Linked DNA regions of Homo sapiens: region 1 is linked to region 2. Evidence: read pairs that join two places in POLR2A ChIA-PET (ENCODE). Cell type or tissue: PC-9. All regions are shown on one strand. Each heading gives the region's core, and the rest is flanking DNA. Links, peaks and the distances in the headings are about the cores only.

The links. Peaks named below come from ENCODE experiments on the same cell type or tissue, not always from the same donor. Only the 100,000 strongest peaks of a DNase experiment are listed, where the experiment ranks them.
Region 1: POLR2A ChIA-PET joins it to region 2 with 34 read pairs; 3 of 35 experiments call an interaction of 5 or more read pairs at or near these places.

What each region holds. Positions count from the first base shown.
Region 1 is chr2:105,446,914-105,457,863 of GRCh38, forward strand. It overlaps LOC105373529 (a long non-coding RNA gene), which reads right to left and starts at 7,778. Exons shown (of 3, transcript XR_923141.1): 1 at 7,650-7,778; 2 at 6,890-7,003; 3 at 3,414-3,592. In PC-9, for the core only: no CTCF peak of the experiment used is centred there; no DNase peak of the experiment used is centred there; H3K27ac peaks cover 1,048 bases.
Region 2 is chr2:105,324,233-105,335,182 of GRCh38, forward strand. It overlaps C2orf49-DT (C2orf49 divergent transcript), which reads right to left. Exons shown (of 2, transcript NR_187479.1): 1 at 10,927-10,950; 2 at 7,297-10,836. TGFBRAP1 (transforming growth factor beta receptor associated protein 1) reads right to left here and starts at 5,503. Exons shown (of 12, transcript NM_004257.6): 1 at 5,393-5,503. RefSeq lists an enhancer at 620-914 and a silencer at 5,388-5,817. In PC-9, for the core only: no CTCF peak of the experiment used is centred there; no DNase peak of the experiment used is centred there.

The sequences.
Region 1 (10,950 bases), core at 4,766-7,265, 120 kb after region 2:
TGAACAAGCATCAAAGGCCTCCTTTGCTGTCTGGCTTCTGGTTGGGTTTAGTCATTGGGTAGAACCAGCCAGAGACCAAACACAGGAGAAGAGTGAGGTCAGGTCCTCAGGTGCCCAGGTCTTCCCTGGATACCAGTTCAGGACAAAACCACAAGGTAAATAGACATTTTTGAAATTAAAAATGTATTATTGTGGTAAACATAAAATTGACCATTTTAACCATTTAAAATATACAGTTCAGTGACATTAAGTATATTCAAATTGCTGTGCAACTGTCACCACCATCTATCTCCAGAACTCTTTTCACTTGCCCCAACTAAAGCTAAAATGCTGTCCCCATTAAACAGCTCTCCACTCCCTGTCCCCCCAAACCCAGCACCTGGTGACCCCCACTCTAATTTCTGTTCCCATAAACTTGATCACTCTAGATATCCCCTCTAAGTGGCATCATACAGAATTTGATCCTTCTGTGACTGGCTTATTTTATTAAGTATACAGCCCTCAAGGTTCATCCATGTTGCAGCATGTGGCAGAATCTCCTTCCTTTTTCAGGATGAATAATACTCCATTATATGGATAGACCACAACATTTTGTTTATTCTTTTACCTGTGGATGGACACCTGCATTGTACAAGGTCAATATTTGCTTTCTTCATTAAATCACCAAATACCCTTCAGAATAACTTCGCACAGACATAACTTAAGCATCAGAAAAATTCAGCCTGTGTGACTCAGTTAGGAGAAATGTCAGAAGAGTGGGTGTTTCATGAAGCAGGTGCGTATCCCAGCCTAGAAATGTAAGTTTGCAGGAAAGGTCACTCTCTTTATTTCCTTAGTTGTCCAACACCATTTTGGGAACATAAGCCAGGCTGTTAAAAGATGCAACGTGGGAGGCACTATGGCTAAGACTCTGCCTGAGTATGCGGCTGGAAGGGGGGTTGAGACAGTTATTTTCTTCAATCCTGTGGACATGCAGTGGTTCCCAGTGGACAGAGGCACACGTCTCACTGTCAGGGAGCCATGGAGTAGCCTCAGCTGCCCACATCATGTGGACTGTGTTGGAGCCTGGAGAAGGAAGGCTGGGACCCTAGCTTGGGCCTTTGCCTTGGGTCCACTTCTCAGCCCTTCTCCTGCCTGCTCTGCTCCAGGTTGCCAGAGCACATTGCCCTGGAGCCTCCTTTCTCAGCTTCTGGGGCTTAGCTGGGTGGTCCCCTCTCTGTGCCTATGTTGGTGTCTCTGGCACAGCTGTGGCCCCTGCCATGGTTTGAGCTTCCTTTGGGTGACCCCGGGCCACTGGCAGTGGCTTTTCCTCACTCTCCCAATTCAGCCTCTCAACACCCCCATCATCCACGCACCCGGTTCCTAGCATAAATTCCCTCTGTTGAAATTGTTTGATGTAGATTCTGTTTCCCTATTTAGACCTTTTTTTTTTTAGATGGCATTTCGCTCTTGTTGCCCAGGCTGGAGTGCAATGGCGCGATCTCTGCCTCCCAGGTTCAGACGATTCTCCTGCCTCAGCCTCCTGAGTAGGTGGGATTACAGGCACCTGCCACCTTTTTTTGTATTTTTTGTAGAGACAGGGTTTCACCATCTTGGCCAGGCTGTTCTTGAACTCCTGACCTGAGGTGATCCACCCGCTTCAGCCGCCCAAAGTGCTGGGATTACAGGTGTGAGCCACTGTGTGCGGCCCTATTGAGACCTTTTAAACCATTTCTGGAGGTTGACAGATTTTATGTAAATTAAAGTGTCATTTTATATGAAGTTCTGAACAAATTAACTAGAAATATAATCCCATCCTCAGAGGCTCTCTATTTTATATTTTCATGTTAAAGTGAGCTCAGTGTCCTCTAAGATCAGTAAAGCGACGCTTTGAGAAGGGGAATTCCTTAACCAGCCTAAATCAGTGAATAGGATTTTGCAGAGGGAATTAGCTAAATACATTCCAAATTAGGGAAGAAGGGATTTTGACAGCTAGAAAATGGGAAAGTCCGGACTGCAAAGGGTACCAGCAAAGCAGACATGGAAAATGGAGCATAAATACACTAGCCTTTCGTTTAATTAATCACTTTGATGAGTATTTAATTAGAAGAAAAATCTATTGTGTTAGAGGAGAAAATGTCTTAAATTTAGTTAGTAGTAATAAAATGGATTAAATCAGTGAGCTCATGGGACTGTGTATCCAACAGCAGGAGAGCCAAGAGATGGGCTGGGCAGCTGAGGGTGTAACAGAGCCCTGCCCAAGTGCCTGTTCACGTAGGGCAAGGTTGGGAGGGGCAGGACTGCAGCACCCAGTCCAGTGCCCAAAGCTTCCTTCCATGCACCCAGGGCCCCAGGCACGTAAGGCAGAGTGAACTCATGAACACCTGTTGATTTACAGCACTATTACCCACTTGAGCCAGAGATACAACAGATGTTGAGCACCCAAGACTTCCTGAGCACAGAGGCTCGGTGCATTATCAGCTACTCTGCCCTTTACAGTATCACAGTGAGGTCATCAACAAGCAAAGGAGGTTGACATTGATGAGGGGTGGAGCAGCACTTGGTATTATGGCTAGTGCTGGCTCGGTAGAAGACCTGTGGAGAAACTTACAAACAAAGGATGGGCTCTTTTGGGCATGTCTCACATTGTAAGTGGAACACATTTCACCAAAGGAGTGAGTTCCACTTAGAGTATAGAAACTCCAAGTGAGCCAAAGAATGGGGAGGTGGGCCATGCACGCACACCATTATAGTGGGAGGAAGTGGGGTATGTTTAGCTTAGAAAAGCTGCTCAGATGGCTCTAATGAATCCCTGCCTCCACCTCCAACCTCTCTGAGAGTTACCCTCAAAGATATTTGCAACAATCCTCTCTTAATGGCATACGAAGAAACTAGAGATCAGAATCATTTGTGTTTGTTCCTTTATCATGGTTTACCATAGATACATTATTTAAGCCTTAGGTGATCCAACAATAATGTATTTTGAGTTTCATTCAGTCATACATTCATTCAACAAACCCCTACAGACTACCACTTAAGTGACAGGTGCTAGTGCACACAACCTTGCGTATTCATTTCACACTACCTTAATGTAATGGCTTCTTATTACCTTAAAAACCCAATGCATCTGCCATATTAAGAAGAGATGTCCAAATAAAATCCATGTTTAATGATTCATTCTTGATCCCCTAATTGAATTTTTTTTTTCTTAGACGGAGTTTTGCTCTTGTTGCCCAGGCTGGAGTGCAGTGGCGCAATCTTACCTCACTGTAACCTCCGCCTCCTGGGTTCAAGTGATTCTCCTGCCTCAGCCTCCCAAGTAGCTGGGATTACAGGCATGCGCCACCATGCCTGGCTAATCCTTTGTATTTAGTAGAGAGGGGTTTTCACCATGTCAGTCAGGCTGGTCTCGAGTTCCTGACCTCAGGTGATCCTCCTGCCTCGGCATCCCAAAGTGCTGGGATTACAGGCGTGAACCACCGCATCTGGCCCCCGAATTTACTTTCAATTAGTCCCTGTTTTGTCTTTAGCCACTCTTCAGCTTTGTGTAATTAGAGTTAAAAGTTTGAGTCTGGTACAGTTTGAAAACTCTTGTCTCCTGTAGAAGAAATTCCTAAGAAACAAAACAAACAAACAAAAATCACTCTGAGCTTTAAAGTCCCACGAGGGGTTAACTTTGCAGACTGCAGTCACTGGCATTAGCTTGCGCTCAGTACGTGGGCACCGTTGAAGACATGTGGACCCAGGTGTCTTGGAAGCACAGCCACACAGCTGCTGCTGTGTTAACTGATGTGTATCTTCTGTGATCATGTCGAAGTTACTCCTGGCACCTAACTGGTAACCCAACCCCTGGCACCGGGCTGGCCCAGTGCTGATGGAGAGCTTCTATAACTACAGTGGGAGGGATGGGTTGGTTTTGATCATCTTGGCACTATAAAGAGAATTTAGGAAAGGGGGTAGAAACTGGCTCTGTAGGCAAAGAGTAGGGTGAGTGTTAACAAGCAGAACACATAGGATTTTTGAACTTGGAAGCTGGATGTCCCCCTAATTGTCAGATGCTGAAACTTACCCAACGGAATATTTTCAGAAGCCTTAGATAAGGGAAGGCATCGATAATAGCAACTATGCAGGAAGACATTGAATTGGACTACCTGAACAGTAAATGGCATAACATAACACATAACACACAAGGGTTAAAAAGCAAACACAAACTGGAGAAAATATTATAATATATATGATGAAGTATTAATATTACTAATACAAAGTTTTTATACATTAATATAACAAAAGTAATCAATCCAATAGAAAATTTGGTCAAGTACATAAAGCTGTTAATTTACCAAGCAACAACAAAAGACGCCATTGACCTTATGAAAAATGTGCCTAACCTCACTAGTTATAAAGAAGTGCAGGCCAAGCACGGTAGCTCACACCTGTAATCCCAGCACTTTGGGATGCCAAGGTGGGCAGATCACTTGAGCTCAGAAGTTTGAGACCAGCCTGGGCAACATGGTGAAATCCCATTTCTACAAAAAATACAAAAATTATCCAGGAGTGGTGGTGGACTCCTGAGGTCCCAGCTACTGGAAAGGCTGAGGTGGGAGGATTGCTGGAGCCCAGGAGGTAAAAGCTGCAGAGAGCCATGATTGTGTCACTGCACTCTAGCCTGGGCCACAGAGGAGAAAGTCTCAAAAAAAAAAAAAAAAAAATGTGCAAAGTGAAAAAACCCCAGCAATATCAAGATACCACTTTTTCCTACCACACTGGTAAAAATTAGAAATTGGCAGAGGCCAATGCAGGTGCCGCTGGAGGCAAACAGCAACTCTGGTGTACTGCTGGTGTGAGTATAAGGTCAGATTTCTGGAGGGCAAGTGTGATAGTTAATTTTGTGTCAACTTAACTAGGGCATAAGGCATCCAGACATTTGGTCAAACAGTACTGTGGGTGCTTCTGTGAGGGAGATTTTGGATGAGATTAGTATTTGAATCAGTGGACAGAGTAAAGAAGAATGCCTTCCATGGGTGGGCCTCGTCCAAATAGTTGAAGGCGTGAAAAGAACAAAAGGCTGGCCTTACCCCAAGTAGGAGAGAATCCTTCTCCCTGGTGGTCTTCATCAGCCATGAATCATTGGGTCTTCTTGGCTGTACAGCAGACTGTTGGTTTTTGAACTAGAACTAGACATCAGCTATGCAGATTTTAAACTTAGCAGCCTTCATAACTGCATGAGTCAATTCCTTATAAGTCTCTCTGTCGTTTTTTGTATACGTAGGTAAATAGATCTATCCTTTTTCCCTTGCTCTCTTTTTCTCCATATACATATTTATATATGTGTGTATATACATATATGTGTGTATATATATATACATATATATGCACACAAATCTAGAGGTCTCTAAGAGCAGTTTAACAATGTTTGTTAAAATTTAAAATAAGCATGCCATTTGATGTAGAAATTCCATATCTAGAACTCTGGTCTAAGAATATGTTTGATAGGATGCAAGAATTTTCATCATGAACATATAGTAGAAAAAATGGAAACAAAGTGCTTTCCTACAGAGTTTTATTAGGTTGGTGCAAAAGTAACTGCAGTTTTTGCCATTTTTATAAGTAATGGTAAGGGGAGGCCAAGGCAGGATGATTGCTTAAGCCCAGGAGTTCAAGACCAGCTTGGGCAACATAGTGAGACCCCTATCTCTACAAAAATATATATAGTTTTAAATTAGCCTGTCATGGTGGTATGTGCCTATGGTCTCAGGTATTCAGGAAGCTGAAGTGGGAGGATCTCTTGAACCCAGGAGGTTGAGGCTGCAGTGAGCCGTGACAGCACCACAGCACTCTAGCCTGGGCAACAGAGTAAGACCCTGACTCCAAAAAAAAAAAAAAAAAGATGAAATAGCGCTGTATTTATTGACTTATTATACAGTGAGTTTAAAAAGCATATTATAGGCTGGGTGTGGTGACTGAAGCCTGTAATCCCAGCATTTTGTGAGGCCGAAGCAGGTGGATCACCTGAGGTCAGGAGTTTGAGACCAGCCTGGCCAACATGGTGAAACCTTGTCTCTACTAATAATACAAAAATTAATCGAGCGTGGTGGCACAGGCCTGTAATCCCAGCTACTTGGGAGGCTGAGGCATGAGAATCACTTGAACTCAGGAGGCAGAGGTTGCAGTGAGCTGAGATTGCTCCATTGCACTCCGTCCCGGGCAACGAGAGCGAAACTTGTTCCCCCCCACCCCCCAAAAAAAAAACATAAGTGTCATGTATAGTATGATTCGACTGCTGTAAATGGCATGTTACTTGTGTGTATATGCATATTATGGAGAAAGCTGTCCAGAAATACATTTAGTACTATGTTGACATTAGATCCAGTGGGTCATGTGTGGGTAGTGGGAAATTGGGTCTTTATTTTATGCTTTATACTTTTCTGGATTACTATGTTTGATAATAAACATATTTCTTTTTTTCTTTTTCTTTTTTTTTTCTTTTTTCTTGGTGGGGAAAGGGTCTTGCTTTGTCATTCAGGCTGGAGTGTAGTGGCATGATCACAGCTCACTGTAGCCTCAAACTCCTGGGCTCAAGCTATCCTTCTGTCTCAGCCTCCTGAGTAACTGGAACCACAGGCATATGCCACCACACCCAACTAATTTTTAATTTTTTCGTAGAGACGGGGTCTTGCTATGTTGCCCAGGTTGGTCTCAAACTCATGGGCTCAAGCAATTATTCCACCTCAGCCTCTCAAAGTGCTGGGATTACAGGCATGAGCCACTTCACCCAGCAAATATGTATCATTTTTAGTCAGAAAAAAGGTAAGTTATGTTCAATCAAATAATAAATTTCCACAAAGATTCGAGGACTCAGCTGGAACTAAAATTTTACCTCCAGGATTCTGTCTAATCTCTTCTCACCCACCTTGTTGTGCAGCCGCTGTACGTTGCACCAGCAATCCCAAACCGTAAATTCTCTCCATGGGTAGCAGTATGGTGGGAGTCAGGGGATGCTCCATTAGAAACTTCTGAGACTTCCCTGGCAAGAAATAGGAAGGTTCTCAGGTTCCTCCCCCATCCATTTGTGAAGAATTTCCACATCCTCTTCTGAACCCCACCATGTCAACAATGACAGCAGTGACAAAAGTGTCTGATGTCCAAGTGGACACATCACTCTCAGTTCAAAATTCTGTTTTAATAGAAGCACCAAGATAATAATTGGAGGTATAACCATCCTTGGCGGCAGCCTCAAACAGTTATAATCCTACAGCAGAGATTCCACTTGCCCCTTTAGAATGCACATTCGGCCAGGCATAGTGGCTCACGCCTGTAATCCCAGCACTTTGGGAGGCTGAGGCGAGTGGATCACCTGAGGTCAGGAGTTCGAGACCATCCTGGCCAACATGGTGAAACCCTGTCTCTACTAAAAATACAAAAAATTAGCCGAGCGTGGTGGCGCATGCCTGTAATCCCAGCTACTCAGGAGGCCAAGGCAGGTGAATTGCTTGAACCCAGGAGGCGAGATTACAGTGAGCACATTCAAGCTAACAGATGCTCACGTTTTAAAAACTGATTATGCATTTTGAACCTGTTTACATCTTCAACAATCTTGGATATTATGCAGTGTTCCTAAGTTTATAACAGGCTGTACAAAGTAGTACTTTCTTGCATTTATCTAAGCACACCTGTTTTATACTTTTGGTAAGAGGTGCTCTTCGGGTTTGAGCTTGAGCCCTGGTTCACCTGGAACATCCTATTCAACCATCGCCTTCTCCAGGCTTTTGTGTCTCTTGACAAAAAATTCTCAACTGTATTCTGACTTTCCGTGGCAACATCTTAGTTACCTAACTTCAGTCCCACTGAGTCTTCTTAAAATTGTGGCAACCAGAACTTCCCAAAGAGAAAACGAGTGATGATTGGTGCAGGGATAACATTCAAAGAATTTTACTGATGGGATGCTGGCCAATCGGAATGGAGGTGGGCACAGAGGCCTCCTGCTGTGCAGGTACCGGGGTAACCATCAGGTTGCTGGAACAGGCAGCAGTCCAGTAGAGTGTGGGGTGACTTAGGCATCTTCATGCCATAGTGGGGCCGCCTGGGGGAGCTTGTGAGGCTGCTATTACCAAGGAATAAGGAAGTATTTCAACATTTTAATAACCAGAGGGCAAGCCTTGGTTTTGTGCTTGGATAATGCTGTCTCTTTCCATCATTGTACTGCCATCAGGCTTGCATTTCAAAGAGGAGAACTGATTTCTAATTCCAGTTTCTCACTGAGTACTCATGAGAACTCTGGCCAAGTAAAACTAGGGTTTGGGGCGCAGCAGAGAGTTGGGTCAAATGGCTCCCAGCAACATGAGTCATTAGTTCCAGACTTTGAACTTCTTCCTCTAACTATAGTCACTGATTTACACACACAACACAGATGCTTCAAGTGCCAACAGCCAATAACCTATAACCCGAATGACATTAGGCTGGGACTGAAAGAAGTCAGGCAGCAGGCAGGCAAGCCTTTTAAAGAAAACTGAATCCAAGATCAACAACCCCGGAACTATGTGCCATTGGATCTCCAGCAACACTGAGGATTAGGGGTTGGACAAAAGAAATTTTTATTAAAAAATGTTTATCTTAATTGGCTATTCCTGTACTTTGTGTCAGAATTTCCTGTTTTGTTGTTTACTTCCTTTTTAAATTGTAAACCTCCACTTGCATTCTCCTACCCTCAGATAGCAATCATCAGGATCAGTCATTCTCTTCCTATATTTTCATTTCTTCCAGTTTCTAGCTAGGGTGTTTGTGTTTAGGGCAGTGCCATGGACACACAACATGAGAGGCAGGAAAGCCAGTAATCAACGCGTTCAGGAAACAAATGCCAATAAAGAAGCATTAACGTGAATGATTTGCCTTTGAGTCAGTGAACAAATACCATCCCCTCCAGCCTTTGCCTCTCCTGTCTTTTCTACTGATTGCATCAGAGAGCAGAGACCTGGCTGTTGGCCATACCACAAAAGACAGCTGGTTACAGGACAAGCATCCTTCTGAGGTTACCAAGTCAAAGCCACCTGGGAATAGTCCTGGGTCCCTAGTCACACACTGAAATTCCTCTTGCTTAAGTCTGGAGTAACTGTGGTAAAAGCTGTGCTTTAAAGTTGGTTTTGGGTCCTGGAGTGGAAAGCTTGTCGGATTCAGGGAATCCGACAAGCTTCACCTCCCCAAAACACACCTCCTAATATCAGCACATTGGGGCTTGGGATTTTACAGTTGGTTTTGGGATGAGAGTGGAAAGCTTGTTGGATTCAGGGATATGTGGGAATAAAGAAAGTCCCGTGTGCCTCTATGTGCATGTCTGTGTGCATGAGTGCATGCGTGTGTGCGTGTGTCTACTTGCAGAGTACCTAGGGATGTGAATTAGGTGTGAACCCTTTCCTAAGTGTGTTGTTGGCACACACAAAAGGGAGCATATTGACCAGGATCAAACCTAGCAGCCAAGTGATCATGGTAGGAAAGTATATTCCTGGAGCATCCCCAGAATCTTCTGACTGGGCTGAACTGAAGACACTCTATCATGTGTAGTGCAGAGATAAATTGTGGGGGAATAAACCAGATGGTGATCTGAATTATTAAGTAATGGAAAAGGTTGGTTTCAGGTTTTTGAGCTCACAGTGACACCCACCCATTTGGAGAAAATGCACATCAAGAGAGCCTCAGACTCAACAGAATCCTTTAGAGATTTTCTCAAGGTCTTCGTCTGTGATAATACATCTTTCCTTTGATAATTATGCTTTTTATGTTCTTCAGTGACACCATGAAAGGTGAAAATAGGGTCAACTATTTTGACAAGATCTTCATATCTATACATGAAGATAGTTAATTTGATGTCTGAGATGCATGGGTCCTGGGCAATTGTAACATGTTTAGCAGGATTTTGAAATCATTAGGAAGACAAAGCATTGAGCTTCTGAGCATTCAAGGTCTAAAGGAGTGTTTCCCATTAAAGCAACACACGTATACCACTTCCATTCTGCTGCAAGCCCAGCCTAGTTGGAGGGAAAGTAATGGTGGTATTTATCAGTTTTAAGAGGACAGTAGTCATATTGCAAATGAGCTTTTGCAACTTCATTAAGAGCTTGGAGACCAATTTAGTTAACATACTGAAGTAATTAGCTATAAAAGTCCAAGGATGGCATTTGGGTGGAGGAGAGGATGGTGGACAGGGAACCTCTGAGTGGGAAGGCAATGGGGTCTAGAGGTGCCATGTGAGAAGGCTTCTGGTGATGCCAGGTTGAGCATGTCCTGATTTAAATATAAAACCTTTTATTGATTGTGCTTGTATGCAGATTGAATGACCACTCACACACCTTTGCATCAGAACTTGAATGGAAGCATTAAGTTGGTGATATAGAGATATATAATGCAATTATAGAATATATTTATCATTTAATATATGTACATATATATATATATATATATATCTAGTGGTTATAAACTTGTTTGGGAGTTTCACATGCACACACTTTTGAACCAAAGGGAACAGAACACATTTTGTCAAATTCAGCAGGCTCTTTAATCATGTTGGGTGCCTGGTGTGGAGGCTACACTTGAATTTTGGAAATGATAAAATTTTATTTACCCTTAGTAAAATATAGTTTCCTGGTTTGGGGCCTGGGCAGAAGAAAGCCTTTTAAAAGAGGCTTATTGAAATCTCTTAAAGTGTTCTTGGACATTAAGAAAACAATAGTCAGTTTTATTAAGTGCAAATGTTGTAGAAACATAGAGGTTATATTTCATCTAAAGTACACATGAAATTCAACAGTCACAGTAAAGTTATAAAAAGTCCAGGAAGGGAGAGATTTGGTTTTGCTGAGCTAAAATAGTTGAAAAATAAATAGTGACATTTGACAAAATCAAGATGTCACCATATTTGTCAATGTCCCCTTGAAATGAACTCTTCCCTGTGTAGAACAAGAGGCCTTGTTCTCCAGTTCACTT
Region 2 (10,950 bases), core at 7,782-10,281:
AGGAAGCTGGGTAAAGTGTATTCATGAATTCTGCACTATTTTGCAACTCTTAGGTAAGTCCAAAATTACTTCAAATTTTAAAATGAAAATGTAATCGTGGTATATTGGGTAATTATCTCACCTTAGAGTGATCAAGAAATAGAAAAGAAACCTGGGAATCTCCTTTTCTAGCAGGAAAGGAAACAGTCATAAGACTGTGTCAGTGACTAAAAAGGACAAGCATGAACCAATACCCATCAGTCCAGCCCAGGACTGCGCTAGCACACTCTGGGCTACTGGAGCCTTTTTTATTGAGCCACTTTTAGAGGTGATTTTTCTCCAGCCAAGTGTCCTCGCTTAAAATTACAAGCATGAATAATACCCATAAGTTAAAAGTTTTTTTTTCCTTCTGAAAATGCATTTCAGAGGAGAGTTTGGGAGTTTTACTCATTTGGAGTCTTTCCCCTGACAGAGGGGCTGAGATTGGGTTGGGGTGAATGTGAGCTGACTCCTGCTGTGTTCAGAATTGGATATACCATGAGCTTTGGGAGAAGCAGTTAAGTGGGGGACTCTGAGGGTGGACACTCAGGCTGGGAAGGAGCACAGCCCCTCAGTAATAAGGATCAAGGCCCCAGAGCGAAACTGGGCCACCCCGGCAGTGAACTGTGGTAAATGTGGGCACGCTGCATAGCAGACATTCCCGACATTAATCTGGGAATCCTGAGCTCTGCTTGTTGCTTGGTCACTTCCTGATGATCTTAGGCAACTCACTAAGAGGCTTTGTCTGGGCCTGTGTTCTCTATAAAACAGAAATTTGGACTGGGCTGTGTGCTTCTCCTATACCATTCTCCAGCTACTTCTGGATGAAGAGGAAGGGAATGGAGGTCTTGAAAGGTGGAAGAGTCATGCTGGTAAGTAGAGAGCTGGGATTCCAACCCAGGTAGTCAGCTCCAAAGCACACATCCTTAATCAGATGCCACACTGGCTCCCAAGGCCAATGCTGCCCCAAGCCTGGATGATGGATGGCACCCATAGGCTGCAGCCCTGGCTGACACCCTGACTGCCCCCTCAGGAGAGCCCCAAAACTGGGTTTGGTGGGATACTGCACACTCGATATAGCATTATCCTTTCGTTCTTACCTTGACGCTGAGAGGTGGACATTATTATGGAGATACAGAGATCTTAGGTGGCTTGCTCAAGGTTACCTGGCTACAAGGTGATGAAACAGGGCTTTGACCCTAGTTTTTGTTCGTGACTCCAAGGCCATATTCTTATTGATTGAGGGGAACAAGTATGATTTCAGATCCTCTCCTAGAATTCAGTTCTGAACAAAGCAACAACTCTCAGCAGGAGGCCACTATGGTACTTAGAGTGGCATGCTGCTGCAGTTCCTGAGGAGTCTTTGCTATTGCTTCCCCACCGTGAGTCTAGAAGAGGAATCCTGTGGCTCTATCTGCTTGCTGAAATTCAGACACAGAATAGTATGTTGACACAGTTCTCTACTAACATAGTAATCTACCAAAACAGGATACACATTTATGTGACAGCAACTGCTTTTCCTGAGCTGCACCCCATGCTGGTCCCGTGTTCTTCTCTAAGTCCCACAGCCATCTGTTGAATGACTCAATCTTGAAATTTGTCAGGAATCAACAATAAATTTACTGGCTTGTACAAAAGTCAACTTTTCCCCCCTTTGAAAATGAAGATACTGCTTGACAACCATTTTATGTTATCTTTTGCACTCATGCAACAGAGACAGCAAGATTAGTTATAGTGCAATGAACCTGCTCTGATAATCTGCAAGAGTATCTAAAAAAAGAGGATTAAAAAAAGACAGTTAAGGTCTAATATCTAACTTGTCATCTTAATATTATCATGATGTATATTTAATATATGTAACTATTCATAGTTGGTATCCTTTTTACTGGGCAATACTAATCAAAATTATTTAAATACATATAAACATATATTTATATACACACACATATATACACATACTATATATGGTGTGTGTATACATACATATGCATAAGGGTGTATGTGTGTGTGTATGTACATATATATAATATACATCCTATAAGAGTACCATCAGCAGTTAGAATTAAAAGGGTTTAGGAAGAGAAGTGGGAGGTAGAAGAAGAGCAGAATAGAAATATGGCATTTACTTCATAACATCTTCCTCAATACTGAACCTTCAAACAGCCACAAAAAATTATCGAGTACTGGCCAGGAGCAGTGGCTCATGCCTATAATCCCAGCACTTCGGGAGGCCGAGGCAGATGGATTGCTTGAGCTTAGGAGTTCAAAACCAACCTGGGCAACATGGTGAAACTCTGTCTCTATAGAAGAATACAAAAATTAGCCGGGCATGGTGGCATGTGCCTATAGCCCCAACTACTTGGGAGGCTAAAGTGGAAGGATCACTTGAGCCTGGAAGATGGAGGTTGCAGTGAGCCGAGAACACGACACTGTACTGTAGCCTGGGTGACAGGGTGAGACCCTGTCTCAAAAAAAGAAAAAAAAAATTATTGAGTACCTACAGGACTTGATAGTCCATAATATCCAGTCAGTTGTCATCTTTAAATATGTGATTTTTTCCTTAAATCTTTAACTTTTTCAACAGCAGTTACTTGACTATCAAGAAAAGATCTTGATTTCAAATCATCTGCAAGATTTCATAATTCACTTTTCATGAGGCACTTAAAGTCATTTGGGGTAGCACCAAATTAAGTTGTTACTCTACATTCATTTAGTAGGTATTTATTTTTTTAAATAAAGAAAAACGAGTCAGGTTTGCTACAGAGATGAGTTGTAAAGTCTGAGCCAAATTATTCGGCAGTATCCAAACACCTGGCTGCCACAAATGACTACTTTAATGTATTTCTAATGAGGGCTGGATTCAGACCAAGATGAAGACACTTAACCCATTAAGTAAAATTTCTTCAAGTTTTCTTAAAAGATCACAAATTTGTAATATTAGCATGAAGGAATAAGCCAAATAACTTCATTTTTTTTTTCCTAACAGAAATGTTAGCTGCATATCAGACCCAGAAAATACAGCAAGTTTTTTGGCTGGGCGCAGCGGCTCAGGTCTGTAATCCCAGCACTTTGGGAGGCCAAGACAGGAGGATTGCTTGAGGCCAGGAGTTTGAGAACAGCCTGGGCAACACAGGGAGACCCCTATCTCTACAAAAAAAATTTTTTAAATTATCTGGGTGTGGTAGTGCGAGCCTGTGGTCCCAGCTACTTGAGAGGCTGAGGTGGGAGGATCCCTTGAGTCTGGGAGATCAAGACTGCAGTGAGCCATGGTCACACCACTGCACTCCAGCCTGGGTGACAGAGCAAGACCCTGTCTCAAAAACAACAGCAAAAAAACCACCCAGAAGACAACAACAAAAAGAAAATATAGCATTTTTAAAATAGTGAGCTCTATGCTTTTAAAACTCCTCAACTGGAGCTGCCTAAATGAAGAATGGGCCCTTTACAAATCCCTGTCTCTGGAGGGTTTAAGCTGAGGTTAGATTGGTCCTGGGATTCCTGCAGTGGTGAAAACGCTCTGCCTCCAATGCTATGACAAGAGGACTGCCATGCACAATCATGAGTGTAGAAGAAAAGGCAGAGTGAATGAAGGCTAACAGTGGCACCTCACCTCTCACCCAATTCAATTGTGTAATGCAAACCTTGATGCACATAGCAAATTGGAATTCAGAACCCACAAGTCTAACTCCAGAGTAAATCATTTGTTAGGTTAACAATTACTCAAAACATAAAACTACATATTTTCAGAGCTGAGGGAGACCTGGCTCTACATCCTCATTTATATTTGTCAGCAATAATTTATTGAGCACCTACTAAATGCCAGACCCTGTGCCGGATCCTTTCCAGGCACAATTTCTTATTAGAATTCATGTGCCTTTTCTAATATTATCCCTATTTTGATGGAGGAATTTGAGACTCAGAATGTCCAGCAAATTGCCCAAAGGTCACAGGAAATGGCAGAGGCAGGATTTGAACCCACACTCCACATTCATTACCACCACAGAGCATCACTCCCATTTCATAGATGACCTGGGGCAGGCTAGTTATGGACAGGTTCCAGCAGATTCCAGCCAGTAGACTTTCTAGTACTCCAGGCAGCGTTTTGCTACACATCACAGAAGCAGCTGCAATGACTGTTGAGGCTGCTCGGCTGGCAGAAATGGAAGGAAAAAGAAAAGGAAGCAGCTGACCAAATGTTCCTTCTGACTGACCATGGAACTGCGAGCTCTCAGTTGTCTGCCAGCTTCCGGCTGACCAACAGAGAGAAGCATGTCCACCATGAGAGAGTAGCAGCCACCACACAGTCCCTCTACATTCGTTCATCCTGACTCCAACCAAGCCAACACACACAACGCAGTAGGATCTTCCCTGCACACCTTCTCAGTGCCTTAACTTGCCACCACAATCACACCCGCAGCTGCCTTCCTTCCTGATAGACAAGGTGCTTGCCCATGAGCACTTCATCAGTGATTAAACTCTGCTCAGACATGTTTTGACCACAGCTGCGCGTGCAGTCCACGTGCAGTAAGGCCTGCTGTGTGATCTGTGAGCCCCCATTTTTAGCAGCCAGGTAGGAGGCTTCCTGAGGGTCACTCAACAGTCCTTGGGTAGAAGCCACGGCAGGTGCAGACAACCGGACAGCTTCCGTGTTTAAGGATATCAACACTTAACACAGGGAGGCAGGCGGACTAACTTGCACCTGCACCTCCAGAAGGCAATGGAAAGAAAACAATTCCACAGGGATGACAGCTTCCAGCCCTTGACCTGGTGCTAAAAACAGGGGCCAGGAAGCCCAGCACAGCACTTTTCCCTACTCCCCAACACACCCCTGCCTACTCTCCAGATCAGGACAATTCAGGCCTGAGTGTGACCCGAATTTGAGCTCTCAAATCCAAAGAGCTCCCAGAAACCTCAATCACAGCGCCAAAACCATTCCATACCAGGGATGGAGGTGCAAGTCCTTCCTGGCCCTTCTCCCCGGAAAACCCAAATCAAGGACGAGGTCTCTCAGGTCTTCCCTTGCCCTAAACACACACGCACTCCTCACACACAACATACACACTTGACCCCACACCCGTGCACACTTCATCCCACACACACGTGAACACTTATTTGCTCACCCCAGCAGGCTAGCCGGCCCCCACAAGGGACAGCTACCAAGTCGCACACCCGCACACCTGCCCCCAAGTGTATAGCCACTTGCTCCCCCCACCCCGCGTTCCAGCCCCCACTACACCTGCCCCAGCGCACACGCACGGGCTCGCCCTCCACCCCGCCCCGCCGCCTACCCCCCACTCCTGCTCCCCGCCCTCCTGCCCCACGCGCCCCGCGCCCTGAGCCCCGCACCCCGCGCCCCGCCGCCCTCCTCACTCACCGGCGCCGGCGCCCGCCGTCCCGCGCCGCCCCGCGGCCTGGGGCCCCGCCGCCCCGCTCCGGCCCGCGGCTCCTGGGCTGGCCCGACCCCGCAGCCGCCGCTTCCCGTCACGTGGGGCGGCCGCCAGGCGCTGGCGGAGGGCGGGAGCGCAGCCGTCTCCGCGCCGCCCGCCGGCCCGCGGGCCCTGCCGCCTGGCTCCGAGCACAGGCCGAGACGGGCCCTGCTCCGGGCCTCGGCGTCCCCCTCCGTGCACCGGGGCCACGACACGGCCCGCCTCGCGGGGCGGCCAGCGGGCGGAAGGTGTTCATTCGGGGGGCGCTGAGGCCGCCGGCCCCGGGCGAGAGCGTGGTCCGCGCCAGCTGTGCGAGCCCGCGGGGCTGAGGTCTCTTCTCCGCCCCCGCCGCTGCGGGGAGCTTCAGGGAAGCCGGGCTTTGCCTGGCTCGCTCGCCACCCAGTTTCTGTCACCTACACAGGAGGAGGGCGCCCGGGAAATACCTGCTGCGTGAATGAATAAATGAATGAAATGCTTGGGCCCTGGGAAATGCTTGGGCCCGCGGCCGCCTGACCACGCGGGCTGGAGGATCGGACGTACCGCCGGTGCCCCACCAGGAGACGAAGGCATGGTTGGGATGCGCAGCCCTCCCACGAGGCCCATGGCGCCCCAGGGCCCTAGGGATTGACCGGGACCCCCGACTGGCAGAGTCCACCTGCTTGATACACTTATTTGAGAAGGGAGGCCTGGGACTATCTTACTCCTTTTAGGAAAACCCAACTGTAGCTGCTATTCCTTTGGTTCAGGCCGCAAGGAAGAATTGTAGGTTACCATGAATCCATGAACCCCTCTTTAGTATACAAAGTCCACTTTCATGACGGAAGAATTGGAAAGCTCCCTCCAGAGTTGTCAGTACTCAATTATTAGCATATAAAAAGTCAAATTTTCCCAGGGATTTTCAGACTTTAGAACCTGCTAGTGACCTGTGGCCTCAGCTTTCTTCCAGCCACTCTGAGTATTGTAAAACAAAGATATTATCCCAACCCTGAAGGCAGATACCAGATTGTACGCCATGGTCTTCTGTTTCAAAGGGATAAAAAAAGAAAGAAAAGAAACTGGCCAAAAAAAAAAAAAAAAAAAAAAAACCCAACAATCTTCCTGTGACTTGCCCTCTACCCCTACCCTAGTGTGACTCATGGCCACATAAATGCCCCATCCCCAGTGGTGCTTCAGCTGTGACCCAGTGGAACCAGTGTCACCGGCTCAGCCTCCAGGTAGGGGACTGGCTTCCCAGGAGTGTAAAGCTCTGACCAGCAATTGAGCTTCAAGGGCAAGCAGCAGTGAATGGACCTTCAAGTCTAAGGTGGCCAACAGCTAGTGGAGCCAGGGATTGGGAAGGTACAAGAGCAAATCCAGTCTCTTCATTTTACCCAGGCTCACAGAGACTATGTGACTTGTCATCAACTAATCACTGGCTCAGGTGGTCCTAGAATTCACCCTTGTGCTTTTGTATCTTAGTCCTCTACCAGATCACATCACAGAGAGCTGCACAAGACTAGTTACAGAGGTGATATCTACTGACTGCCAGACAGTGACTTCAGAAACTGCTAGTGACTGAGCAATGAAGTAGACGCTATTAATTTACTTAATAGCGTCAAAGAATAAATTTAATTCTTTGAGGCAAAGAAAGGTGAATGACTTCCTGTGTTAATTCACTTAGGAAAATATAAATAAAAAAATTTAAAAAGGTGACTTGTCCCAAACCCCATGCTAGTAAGAAAGAGCAACAATAAGAATCCAGAATTCAGCAACAGTAATTCTTTTTATATAAAGTTGTTTTGAATGAATAGTTTATGAACAATCTTTGTGTTCTACTTTAGATGATCCAGGAGTGAAAATGTATAACAAGAGATAATTCAGATATATTTATTTTATGAAAGGATTTATTACAGGATTCTTACAATGGCAAGCTCCATATTATTCCATCTAGAAACATCTGTTCCTTCTGAAACTTGATGAGAAGTCTGTGTCACAAATGACAGGCACCTCCATGTAAATGCCTGTACCATAAATGTGCAAATATATGCACAGGCCAAATTCCTTATGTTGTTTCTATTGGTTACATTTAAGAAGAAATATCAACCATATGGCTTTCAAAACAATTATTAACTTCATTTTTAAATATTTATTAAATATTCCTTGGGCCCATACCGAGCGTTACTTTACAGAATGTGAAAAAGATGTGCTCCGATGAGAACAATTAATGAAGACTGAGTTGCATCGATATAACTGAATATTTTCATAGTTGCTGTCTACTCTCAAAACTTAGTATTTTTATGCTTACACATACTCTGTGCTTCTCACTTTCTCGCTGGGTATACGCTTGGGAGGGCAAGGATTGTGTCTATGCTCTCTGCTGTATCTTTCTGCATGTAGAAAACACTCAACCAATTTTTAAAAATTCTTGATGCTCAATATTGAAATATTAACTAGATTACTTTTTTTTTTTTTTTTTAGACAGTCTCTTTTGCCCAGGCTGGAGTGCAGTGGTACAATCTTCTCAGCTCACTGCAACCTCTACCTCCCAGGTTCAAGCAATTCTCCTGCCTCAGCCTCCTAAGTATCTGCGACTACAGGCATGCACCACCACGCAGGGCTAATTTTTGTATTTTTAGTAGAGACAGGGTTTTACCATATTGAACAGGTTGGTCTTGAACTCCTGACCTCAAGTGATCCACCCACCTCGGCTTCCCAAGGTGCTGGGATTACAGGCATGAGCAACCACATCCAGCCTTTAGTACTAAGATTCCATTATTCTAATATATAAGCTATTTAAGAGCACACATGTAGGATGGTTGGTGTCATTTTAGAATATAAGCAAAGAAAGGTTACATTTTTTATTTTTTTTAAAGCAACAGCTTACTATGTGCCATGTTTTAAGAGCTTTTACATGTAATAGCTCATTTAATCACATATACACACACATTCATATACTTGTAATCTAGCTTCAGTAAAATAAACTTTTTTGAACTATTGTTCAATCAACTACTTCTTTAGCAGCTCCTATGTGCCAGGTACTATGCCAGAGGCTTCAGCAGATACTGAAATGAGGAAGACAGTCTCTACCCTCAAGAGTTTAATGGGCAATGGTTTATAAGGTAGAGTTGGTAGCCAGCAGTATCAACATCACCTCTGGACTTGTTAGAAATGCAAATTTTGGTGTCCCCATCCCAAACCTCCTAAATCAGAAACTCTGGGGTTAGGACCCAGCAAACTATTTTTACAACCCCTCCAGAGGATTCTAATGGGCACACAATTTTGAGGACCACTGGATTAGTGTGGTATGTGCAAGAAAAACCCACCTAACGAGATCATAAGGCAAAAAATAATGTGCTCTAGAAGTTTGGTGATAGTGGAGCTCAGTTGGGAAGTATCTGAGGATGGGGAAAGGTTCATTCATCTGTATTCATTCAGCACACACTTACTGTTCTTGTGCTGTTGTAGCAGGCACTGAGAACCCAAAGATGAAAGGTAACCTATGAGTGCTGTCATCATCTGAATGTGTACCTCCAAAATTTGTATGTTGAAACCTAACCCTCAAGGTGATGGTATTTGGAAGTGGGGCCTCTAGGAGGTAATTCTATCATAAGTGTGGAAACTTCATGAATTATTGCCCTTATAAAAGAAGCCTAAGAGAGCCTGTTGCCCCATCCACCATGTGAGGACACAACGAGAAGGTGCCATCTCTGATGAATGGATCTTCACTACACACAATCTGCCAGCACCTTGATCTTGGACTTCCCAGCCTCCAGAATTGAGAGAAATGCATTCTGTTGTTTATAAACTACTCAGTGTATGGTATTTTGTTATAACAACTTGAAATGACTAAGACAATGGATTTAAAAGCAAGCTAGTAGTTTAACTGTTCTAAATAGCTAACAACACAGGTCCAAAATGTGAAATGTTGCTTAAATTATTACCTTCACATTGAAGCTCCTTTATGCTCATGTGTATGTATATACTATATATATACATTTTTTTTTTTGAGGCGTCTTGCTCTGTCCCCTAGAGTGCAGTGGTGCGATCTTGGTTCACTGCAACCTCTACCTCCCGGGTTCAAGCGATTCTCCTGCCTCAGCCTCCTGAGTAGCTGGGATTACAGTCACCCACAACCATGCCCAGTTAACTTTTGTTTTTTTTTAGTGGAGATGGGGTTTTACCATGTTGGCCAGTCTGGTCTCGAACTCCTGACCTCAAGTGATCCACCCACCTCAGCCTCCTAAAGGGCTGGGATTACAAGTGTGAGCCACCACGCCCAGCCTGTTCAAGTATATTTTTGATACAATATTTTGATACAATATTTATAACATATTTATAACATATCTTAACTATTACATTATCAACAAGAATCAACACCAAGAGTCCTCAGTATATATTTTGTTCATCATGCATTCATTCCACAAACATTTACTGAGCACTTACTAAGTACAAGCACTGTGCAGGCTAATGGCTAAGTGAGGGATTCTAAGAAAATGTACGGACCCTGTCCCAGAGGAACTCACAATCTAGTGAGGTGACAATGCCAGGCATTGCAGTGTTTGTTGGTTCCCCACAGCTTTGTTCTTGTCAACTATAGTCACCAAATAAAAATGTTAGTGAATAAAACCTCAGGATCTTTGAGTGAAGCAACAATCCTTATAGTTAGCTTAAAATGTTGAGTGCGTTATGGTTACAGATGATAGTGTAGCGGGAGTAACCTTAGGCCTGCAAACTCAAATGTGTAACAAAGATAATTTTTTTTTCTGTAACTGAAATGTATTTCTATTTGAAGCCTCCATTTACCTGCAGTGACAATAATCTTATCAACAGGAGGCCCTCCTCCTTTCTTTCAATTTGAAACCTCCATTTATCTGCAGTGATATTCTTATCAACGGGAGGCCCGGCCCTTTCTCCAGGGCTTTGTCAAGATTGGGGAGACTTCTGAAGTGCCAAGATGAGAAGAGAGAGACCTTAGGTCCTTGTGTCACTGGTCCCCACACAAGTTCAGAGATGTTCTTTGTCCACTGTAGTGTTGGTTTTCAGTCTTTTGGTTTCAGGCTTGAGGGTTAGAGATGTCTGTGACTTCAATTCCCATGTGGTATGGCAGAATTCTCTGTGAGGCAGCCCTTCTGCCTGGACATACTTGAAGCATCACCTCAGAACTTGTTAGAAATGCAAATTATAAGGCCTCCCCATCAACCTCCTAAATCAGAAAGTCAGCAGACTGCAAATTCTCCAATGTTCCATGCTACAAATGTTCTGCCCAGGAAGGAGTGGGCAGGCATCACCACTCTCTCCTTCCCTTGGAGGAGAGACGGTATGTGAATCTCATTCTAGTTCCTCCTCTCTTAATCTTGATTTTTTTTCCTCAGATGACAATCCTTCCATCTCAAGAGTTCTGCTTCAGAGTCACCTAGAATAATATTAATAGAATTAGTTATAAGCAAGGAAGTACTCTTAGTTTTAAACTGGGAAGTACTGGAAGAAAAAAAAGACATCTTACCTGCCACAAAACATTTTTGCAGAT